Linked DNA regions of Mus musculus: region 1 is linked to region 2. Evidence: chromatin loops called from intact Hi-C (ENCODE). Cell type or tissue: gastrocnemius. All regions are shown on one strand. Links, peaks and the distances in the headings refer to the core of each region. The heading gives the core; the rest is flanking DNA. Region 1 overlaps Tmem134 (transmembrane protein 134). Region 2 holds the start of Cabp2 (calcium binding protein 2).

The links. A loop is a pair of places that touch in the nucleus more often than their neighbours do. Peaks named below come from ENCODE experiments on the same cell type or tissue, not always from the same donor. Only the 100,000 strongest peaks of a DNase experiment are listed, where the experiment ranks them.
Region 1: it touches region 2 in a loop (4-fold over the local background); 1 of 42 quality-filtered maps calls a loop at or near these places.

Annotation. Positions count from the first base shown.
Region 1 is chr19:4,128,506-4,132,893 of GRCm38, reverse strand. Tmem134 (transmembrane protein 134) reads right to left here. Exons shown (of 8, transcript NM_001078649.1): 6 at 1,819-1,863; 7 at 1,612-1,665; 8 at 587-1,532. The coding sequence ends at 1,450. Among named protein-coding and RNA genes, the nearest start is that of Tmem134, 4.7 kb to the right of the region's middle. In gastrocnemius, for the core only: no CTCF peak of the experiment used is centred there; no DNase peak of the experiment used is centred there; H3K27ac peaks cover 926 bases.
Region 2 is chr19:4,078,503-4,082,890 of GRCm38, reverse strand. It overlaps Cabp2 (calcium binding protein 2), which reads right to left and starts at 403. Exons shown (of 6, transcript NM_001160253.1): 1 at 24-403. The coding sequence starts at 185. It also overlaps the pseudogene Rnu3b-ps1. In gastrocnemius, for the core only: a CTCF peak has its summit at 2,010 (motif pointing right); a DNase peak (open chromatin) is centred at 2,308.

The sequences.
Region 1 (4,388 bases), core at 147-4,146, 50 kb before region 2:
AGTCTTCTCTTTCCTTCATGTGGGTTCCAGGGATTGAACTTAGGCTGTCAGGCTCCACAGCACTTGCCTCAATTCTTGGAGTCATCTTACAAGACATCTATGGTATAGTTGTATAGTCCCAGCCTCAGCTACCTGCAGAGTCCTAAGTTACTTAAGGTGGTTTGATTGCAGCTCTGAGGTTGGAAGGTCTGGGTGGGTCAAAGACTAGGTGTCCACTTATTCAATAAAGGCACAGGACTCTAGGGTGTCCAGCATCCTGTTGCTTCTCTATGGACACTCATGCTGTGGTCTGAAAGATGGAACACTCACTCAGCTGGTCTGTAGTGGCCCGCAGAGGGCTTCAGCCAGGTTTCTGTGGCGGCCTGCAGAGAGCGTCAGCCTGGTTTCCTTCTCTTCTCCTCTCCCTGGGTTTTAGAAGGGCTTGGGTTGTGCTGTTGACCTTGGTGAGTTGGTCCCTACCTACAACTGGGGCCTTGAGCGTCTCATCTAGGAAATGGAACTGAGGCAGTGAGGATTCTCAGGCTTGACTTGAGGGGAGCTCTCAGCACAGCTTGTTGCACATGAACTGCTGTGAGCTCAGATTTCCTTAAAGATTCTCGGTTTTGTTTATTTTTGTTTATTTAAGTTTCAGACATTATTAGCGGCCCCAATTTTCTAAGAACTTGAACTGTTTCAAACAGTTGGTGGCTCTAAGCATCGCCTTGTTACTGTGCTGCTCGGCTGAGAAGCCGTGATCCTACCCCCTCCTCTCCCTGCTTCTCCCAACCTCTGGGTCTAGAAAATAGGGCAGTGGGTGTGTAGAGGGGCACATGACCCACATTTAGTGACAGTCATGACTGCCTAGTGCTACAGAGCCAGGCAGGAACCAGGGTACCAGCCTCTAGGCCTGGTGCCTGCATCACTTCTTGGTGCCCTTGGCTAGGGGGCAGTGTTGAATCTCCTCAGGGATGAAGGCAGACAGGGTGGGACTACTTCATCCAGCTCTGCCCTGGGCATAATGGTGACCATGGGCACACCTGAGGCCATCCAGGTTGTCCTTGGGAAGTTGGTGGTCCTCTAGAGCTCTAGGTGGGTCCTTTACACACAGTCCCTCTGTAGGAGGGGACTGTGGTCGTTAGTGTGCTGGGCCAGGCTTGCTGGCCCAGGAAAGTGCAACTGTCCTTGTTGGAAATAATTACCCTTTTATTAGCACAAAATTACACCAACCCAGGAGTCCAGAACCCAGGAATAAGTTAAGGCACACATCAGGTAAGAGGCAATATTCCCAGGCTGGCATGCTCTAAACTTCCTGAGCAAATTCAAAGGGGCCTGGTGGTTGTGAGGGTCCCAGGGGCCTCTGCCTTCCAGGTGAAAGGAACAGAACCAGGTGTAGGTTGGAGGAATACCCTGTGGACACGTGGAGGTGACCTGAGGCCTTGGATCACTGGTGAGCCACTGGCCAGTTGCAGCTCACTTCTCAAAGTAGGGCAGGTAGAAGAATTGGAAGCCCCGGCGGCCCTTGACAGCGCAGTAGATGAAGATCACATGGTAGACTGTGGGGGTGATATCTGTCAGTGAGGGTGCCTGGCCCCACCCCACCCCACCCATGCCCCACCCTCTTGTCACTCTTACCTCCTGGGACTAACAGCAGGATGCCCGGCACAAAGAAGATGGCACTGGAGACACCTAAGGTAGAAAGAAACGGACAGCTCAGGACTAGGGGTCCCTGGGGATGATGGCTGCCTGGGAAGGCCCCCCTTTCTCCTGGGAGGTGGCTTGTGTGCCTTGTGTGGGGAGTTGGGAGGGTTTGCTGAGGACCCAGGCAGGAAGGACACTCACCTGGAGAGGGGGCCACCTCCAGTCCCACGCCGACCAGGATAAGCACTGCACACATATGATTGTGGAGGGGAAGGACGGGGGGGGGGGGGCGGGTAAGGGCAGGGTCTTTCAGCCAGGCTTTGGCCCGATGCGTCTCCCACCTAAACTGATGTTTCCTGGGCAGAACACCTCCCAGGATGCGCACAAAGCTGTTTCCAGGGCAGGGTACTTTGGCAGGCCCTGGGAAACAGCCCTGGGAAACAGCTATTAAATGGGAGGTTTTACTGCTATTTTGTATGACCTTTCCATCACTCAAGAAACACTTATGGAATACCCTCCACATGGCTGGTACTGAAAATTCTACCCCAAAAAGCAGAGAGGGGTCTGGCATGGTGGCAAGCACCTTGAGTCCCAGCACTCAGGAGGCAGAGACAGACAGATTTCCATGAGTTTGAGGCCAGTCTGGTTTACATATAGAGACCGCCCCCCCCCCCCCCCCCCCGCAAAAGGCATATGGGGACAGCAAGATGGCTCAGTGGGTAAAAAGAGTTTGCCACAAAATCCGACTACTTGAGTTCAATTCCTCAGACCCAAATGGTGGAAGCAGAGAACTGACTCCTGCAAGTTACCCTCTGACCACACTGAGCTATGGCATACATGCCCTCCTCCACCCACACAGACAAAAATGAACATTTGAGCTGTGGCATACATTCCCTCCTCCACCCACAAACACACAAATGAAAGAATGTAATGGAAGGGCAGTAGGCCCCCGCCCCACGGCCTTTTTTAGTGGACAGACCAACAAGATCCTGAAAGCTACGATCTATGTGTGGGAGCTTGAAACAACTGCCTCAAGTTAGCCCAGGAGACAGTTAACCTCTAAGCCTGGCAGGAATGACAGGAATGATGTCACTGGCAGGCCCTGAGCTAAGCATACATGCAATGTCTTGATAAACTCAACCATGACCCGATGGGACACAGCAGCCATAGATGGACCAAACACACAGAGAGAATTCAGTATAGAGGGAACAGCACAGCCAAGCCTCAGAGTCTGGAAGGAACCTGACGCTTTCTAAGAGCGTCAAGCACTTGATGGACTGAACAAGAAGAACCCGGGCTAGAGAAATCTGGGACAGCACATTGTCCCAGGCAGGGATATGGCCTTTGGTGGAGAGGTCATAGCTGGACTCACTGACTGGGGAGGGTGAAGCCAGGGGCCACCATGGACTTTTGTATATTTCATGTTCTACAAAGAGCACCCAAAAGGAGGTTCACACTCATTGCCTGACCCTGGTTTAGGGCTTCAGTTCTGTTCTCTTAGAGTAAACATCCTTCTCTTAGAGTAGCATTCCCTAGAGCCTTTTGCGGCTTTCTGGTGATCCCAAAGCTTGGCGGTCATGGGTTGGGTCTCAATCGCAGGCCATCTGTCTTCCAGTTGCAGCCGAGGAAGCCCGCTCTCCTGCCTGAGCTTGTGCCTTACTTCCCAAGCCAGGATGCTAGCAACACTTGCTTTGCTGGGTCGAGGAGAAGCTAGCGATAGGTGCCACCACTGCCTGGCCTGAAGTGGTGCCAGCAAGGAGCAGCTCTGTGTCCTAAACTCAAACACCTAGAGATGGAGATTAGATTTCTGGCCAGGAGACCTGGATGGCTGGGAGTTTTGACCTTCCTGGAGAAGGAAGGGAAGAGGACCTAGGGAGGCAGCCATGGTTAGTCTTCATGGCCCCATGTTGATCCCAACTCTGGATGCTCTGGGACACTGCATCTCAGTCCCATAAAGAAGACGGAAATACGTGGCTGTTAAATCTGCCTACGCTGGACCTCAGTTTCCTTCACTGAACAATGTGATGTGGAGAAAGGTCCTGGTCTGATCACAGACCACAGCTGATACCTGGCCTCAGGGACACTAGTATCCCCAGCACCTGGCCTGCCTTCATGAACAGGTTCTGGATGCTGCTCACCGCTCTAAGGTGAAAACCACGGACCTGTCAATAGTCAGCACAGAATCAATGGAAACTGTTACCTCTCCATCCTCTGGTGGCCTAACTCATCCTCAGGCTGAGTTAAAACAAACAAACAAACAAAACCACCCAAACAACTGGGGCGGGGGTGTGCAGGCAGCATGTATCTTTAATCCTAGCTTTTGGGAGGCAGAGGCAGGACCTCTGAGTTTGAGCCATCCCCGTATACATAGCAAGCTCTAAAACAGTCAGGGCTACACAGAGAAACCCTGCCTAGAAAAAAACAATAAATAAATTAATAATTAAATAAATAAGAAAGTAGGGCTGGAGAGATGATTCAGCTATTAAGAGTGTTGACTGCTCTACCAAAGGTCCTGAGTTCAAATCCCAGCAACCACATAGTGGCTCAACCATCCGTAATGAGATCTGATGCTGTCTTCTGGGGTGTCTGAAGACAGCTACAGTGTACTTACATATAATAAATAAATAAACCTTTAAAAACAAAACAGAACAACAACAACAAACCAAAAAACAAAAACCAAGGTAAGCTGGGCATAATGGCATATAACTCTAATTCCAGAGCATGGGGAGTGGGGGTAGAATGGTCAAGTGTCCAAGATCATACCTCATTGT
Region 2 (4,388 bases), core at 108-4,107:
AAAGAACATTTCCTGCCCCTTACCTGTCCGTAGGCAGCCTGCACCTGGGCTTCCAGCTCACGGAGAAGGGCCCTTCTGCGAGTAGTGGGGCTGGCTAGGTCTTGGCTGGGTCCTGCAGTGCCTGAGGATGGACTGGAGTCTCCTTCAGGGAGGCTGCCATCTGTTGGGCCCTCCGGTAGGGCCATGGATGTAGGTGTGGTACGTTTTCTGTTCCAGCTGGGTCTCCTCCACCTGTAGGTCGGTGGCTCAGTGCAAGCTGTGGCTATGTTTTTGTTTCTAGCTCTGGGGGTTAGAAGAGCCCGAGTCCTCTAAGGTCACTGTCTTCTTCCATTGCTGCTCCCATAATCCATCTTTGAAATCTTCACCTACCTCCTAGAGTGCTTCCCAACCTTCACAGGACCACAGACTCCACCCTGGGGCTCCTCGCTGATCCAGGTGGCCAGGCTCCCACGCTGGCTGGCCTCCTTCAGTCCCATATCCTGCCTGCACTTCTCTGGTTCGTGGTCCTAACACATTCTTCCTGCTCCGTATCCTGCTTGCTCTCCATCTGCTTTGGCTTGGCCTATGCTATGTCTTGGTAGACCAGTACTCTCAGGACCCTCAGGCCCTCTCAGTCTCTCTGTTCCCCTCAGTTTCTCTCTGTGCCTTAACCTCTCTCTGTCCCCCTCAACCCCTCTCTGTCTTTGTCTCTCTGTCTGTCTCTCTATCTCTTTCTCTCTGTCTCTGTCTTCCTGTTTGTCTCTGTGTCTTTGTGTCTCTCTGCCCTTTCTGTGTGTCTCTCTGTGTCTCTGTTTCTCTGCCCCTGTCTGTTTGTCTGTATGTCTCTGTCTGTCTGTCTCTCTATTTGTCTCTGTCTGTCTGTCTGTCTGTCTCTGTCTTTGTCTTCCTGTCTCTCTCAGTCTCTGTGTCTCTCTGTATCTCTGTTTCCCTGTCTCTGCTTCTCTGTCTCTGTCTGTCTGTCTGTCTCTCTGTGTGTGCTTGTCTGTCCATCTATCTGTCTCTCTGCCCTTTCACTGTTTTACAGGGGCTCTTTCTCGGTTTGCTCTACCTGTTTGCCCTTTCCACCCCTCCACCATTCTCTTTCCCAGGACAGCTCCAAGATTCTGGAAAAGTATGCCACCTGCTCCTCTCTTCCCCATCTGGAGTCCCAGGATACCTCTGTTTCCACCTCTGCTTCCCCACCTCCTGGGTGAACCACCCCCCTGACCTGTAAGCTCTTCTCAAGGAACAAGAATAAAGGTGCCACACAGACCCTTGCCCCTTGCCACACTGCAGCCACTCACCACACAGCAGCTTACTCTCACTTCCAGAATGAGGTCAGCTGTGGCCTGCTGGCCTGTCGTGGGCCCCTCATGATTTATTCACATGCCCTCTGCACCAGCCTTTGTCCCAGGGAACCAGATCCCATGCCATGTCTGCCATCTGAGCTAGTGACTCTATCATCGATTCAGTGACTAGCTTGCAAACATCAAGGACGGGAGGGAGAGTGGGGAGAGAGGCAGGGCCTATATCTCCCTTGGTAGAGTGCTTGCCTAGCATACAGAAAGACTCTGAGCTCAACACAGTACAGAAAAAAAAAAAACTGGACAAAGTGTTGTACACCTGTAAAATACCCAGAGGTAGAAGTATCAAAATTCAAGGTTATCCTTGGCTACATAGTAAGTTCCAGTCCAGTCTGGATTATAAGAAACCCCAGGGTGGTTTCTAGTCCCAGGCCAGCATTGGGGACCACACAACAGACCCCACCTGCCCTGAAGACTCCAGTCTCAAGTGCATTTAACTCAGACAAAGGCCACCAAGCAGTCTGTTTGTGCTTCGGAATACCCACCCAGGCAGGTGAGAGGAAGGCTCTGCACACTAGAGACATGGCCTGTTCTGCTGATGTCAAGTAGCCCTGAATGAGGCTGACAGTCAACAGTGATCTGGCAGAGTCCGGGAACTCTCAAGTAACACTGGGCAGAGCCCTCGGGAGGAAGGGGAGAACATCAGTGGCCTCTGTAGAACGTATAGACAGTAGAGAGAGGGCACCAGAGGGTGGCACTGTCACCCTCGGCCTGGGAGCAGCCTGTCAGCTTCACCTCTAGAGCTTTTGACGTGGTAGGGGCAGCACCTTCAGCAATGTAGGACTATAGTCAATGGGAAAATACAAGGACAGTCCCACAGGCTACCTCTCAGAGGGAGGCCTTGCTGTGTGTGGAGGTGAGATAAGGTCACTGGGAGTAGGTGGCCTCCATGAGGAGGGAACAGGCTAAACACAGCGTGAAGAAGACTGAGATCTGGGACAGGCAAGCCTGAGAGGTGTGTGGACTCTGGCCAGGCGGTCAAGTGTTGGAAGGGTTCTTTGTCATTGTTCACAGGACCCAGCGTGTGGCTTTTCAGACCATCTGCACCAGGCAGGGACATCCTCAAAAACAGTGCCCAGAAAGCATATTCTCTCATGTTCTGTAAGGTCTTAGAGGGTCTGACAGGGCTGGGTCCCCGGGAAAAAGTACTTTATCTTCTGACCCTCTTTTCATTTCTATCCAGTACTGGGGTTGGAGCCCAGGGCTTCATATATGCTAGGCAAATACTCCACTAGTGAGCTACATCTCCAGCCTCTTCTCTCTCTTCTCTTCTCTTCTCTTCTCTTCTCTTCTCTTCTCTTCTCTTCTCTTCTCTTCTCTCTCTGTCTCTCTCTCTCTGTTTTTTTCTCCTTTCTTCTTGTCAAGTAGCTGGGAACCTAGGCATGAGTCAGTCGGTAAGTTCAGTGATTTGTCTGAAAAAACACACAAGCAAACAAAAAACAAAATGAAGGTTAATCTTGTATTTCCCTCTGGGAAGATAGGAGATAATGAGAAATATGTGTCTCAAAGTATAGTCCAAGGTGGTTAGGAAAATAATGAGTCAAAAGTTAGTAGGTAAGTTTCCCATGAGGACAAAGTCATTGTCTCCTGGCTGGAAGTCCCTCTTGGCTTGCATCTCAGTGTCCTGGAGACCTCATCTTGGTGTCCTCAATTAGCTCAACAGTGACTTAGCCAAACAGGTTCAGGGCTAAGGTTGTGAATCATTAGATCAGGGCACACTGGGCAGAGGCCATAAGGAGACAAGAGAAGATTTGGTGACCTCTACAGAGGGGGTTGATGACAAGAGGGTGGGGTTGGCAGACTGTCAACTCCAAGGTCTTAGTGCAGGAGATTAGCCTTCTGGAACCCTGCAGCTGTCAGGATCAGAACCTTTGGCAGTGGGTAGAAGGATGGGTGGCTGGCTGGATAACTGGATAGACTGGCTTTTGAGTGGCTCGTTGGAAGAGTAGATGATCAGGTAAGTACATAGAAGGAGGGATGGATGGAGGGACAAGAGGCTAATGGATAGACAGTTGGGTTGGTGGAGGGGAAATTGAATAGCTGGATGTACAAATGGATAGATGGATACCATCTGATGAGCCAAATGTTGGTAAGTGGGTAGATGGGTTGCATAGAGGGATATTGGAAGGGTTAATGAAAAGATGGATTGATAAGTTGGTGATGGTTAATTGGGAGGGAAGATTAGTATGTGAGCATTTTGGTGGACTATTGTTGTAGTGGGTTTGACCTAATGCTTGTATTTGGGCCACCCCAAAACTGTTTGCCCTTAAAACAAGAGAAAGACCCTGCCCCTAGTTAATTCTGATTGGTAAATAAAGATGCCAGTAGCCAATAACTGGGGAGAAAAGACATAGGCGTGGTTTAGGTTTCCTGAGTTTGGAACCTCGAGGAAGGAGCAGGGGGAGAAAGACGCCATGCCTTAGAAGAGTGTGTAGGAGAGAGACAAGAGCCACCATGGGGTAGAGAAGCAAGAAGAGCGCCCTGAACTCTGTGCCAAGAGAATGTGGCCCAGAGAGCTGGCTGGCTGAGTTAAAAGCAGTCAAGATGGATCATAGAAATTAGTAAATAGTAACTCGGAATTATGGATACCAACAGCATGGACAGTAGGCAGTTGCCCAACTCAGTCTATAAAGGCTGTGTGTGTCTTTCATTCAGGAACATAAACCACTGAGGTGGTAGTGATCTTACTCCAGGATTTATTAAAATATTCCTACTGTACTAATGGTTGAATGTTTGTTGGATGGATAAATGATTGGATAGGTAGAAAGGCAGATGGATGGAAGTAGGTAGATGGCAGGTGCAGGAATCTTTTCAAAAAAGATTTATTTTATTTTATTTTATGTGTATAGGCATTTTTCCAGTAATTATGTGTGTGTGTGTGTGTGTGTGTGTGTGTGTGTGTGTGTGTGTGTGTATGTGTGTGTGTGTGTGTGTGTGTGTATCTCACATGCACACGCCTGGTATCATGGATGCCCTGGAGCTACAGTTACAGACAATTTGTGAGCTACCATAAGGATGTTAGAAATTGAACCTGAAAGACTATAC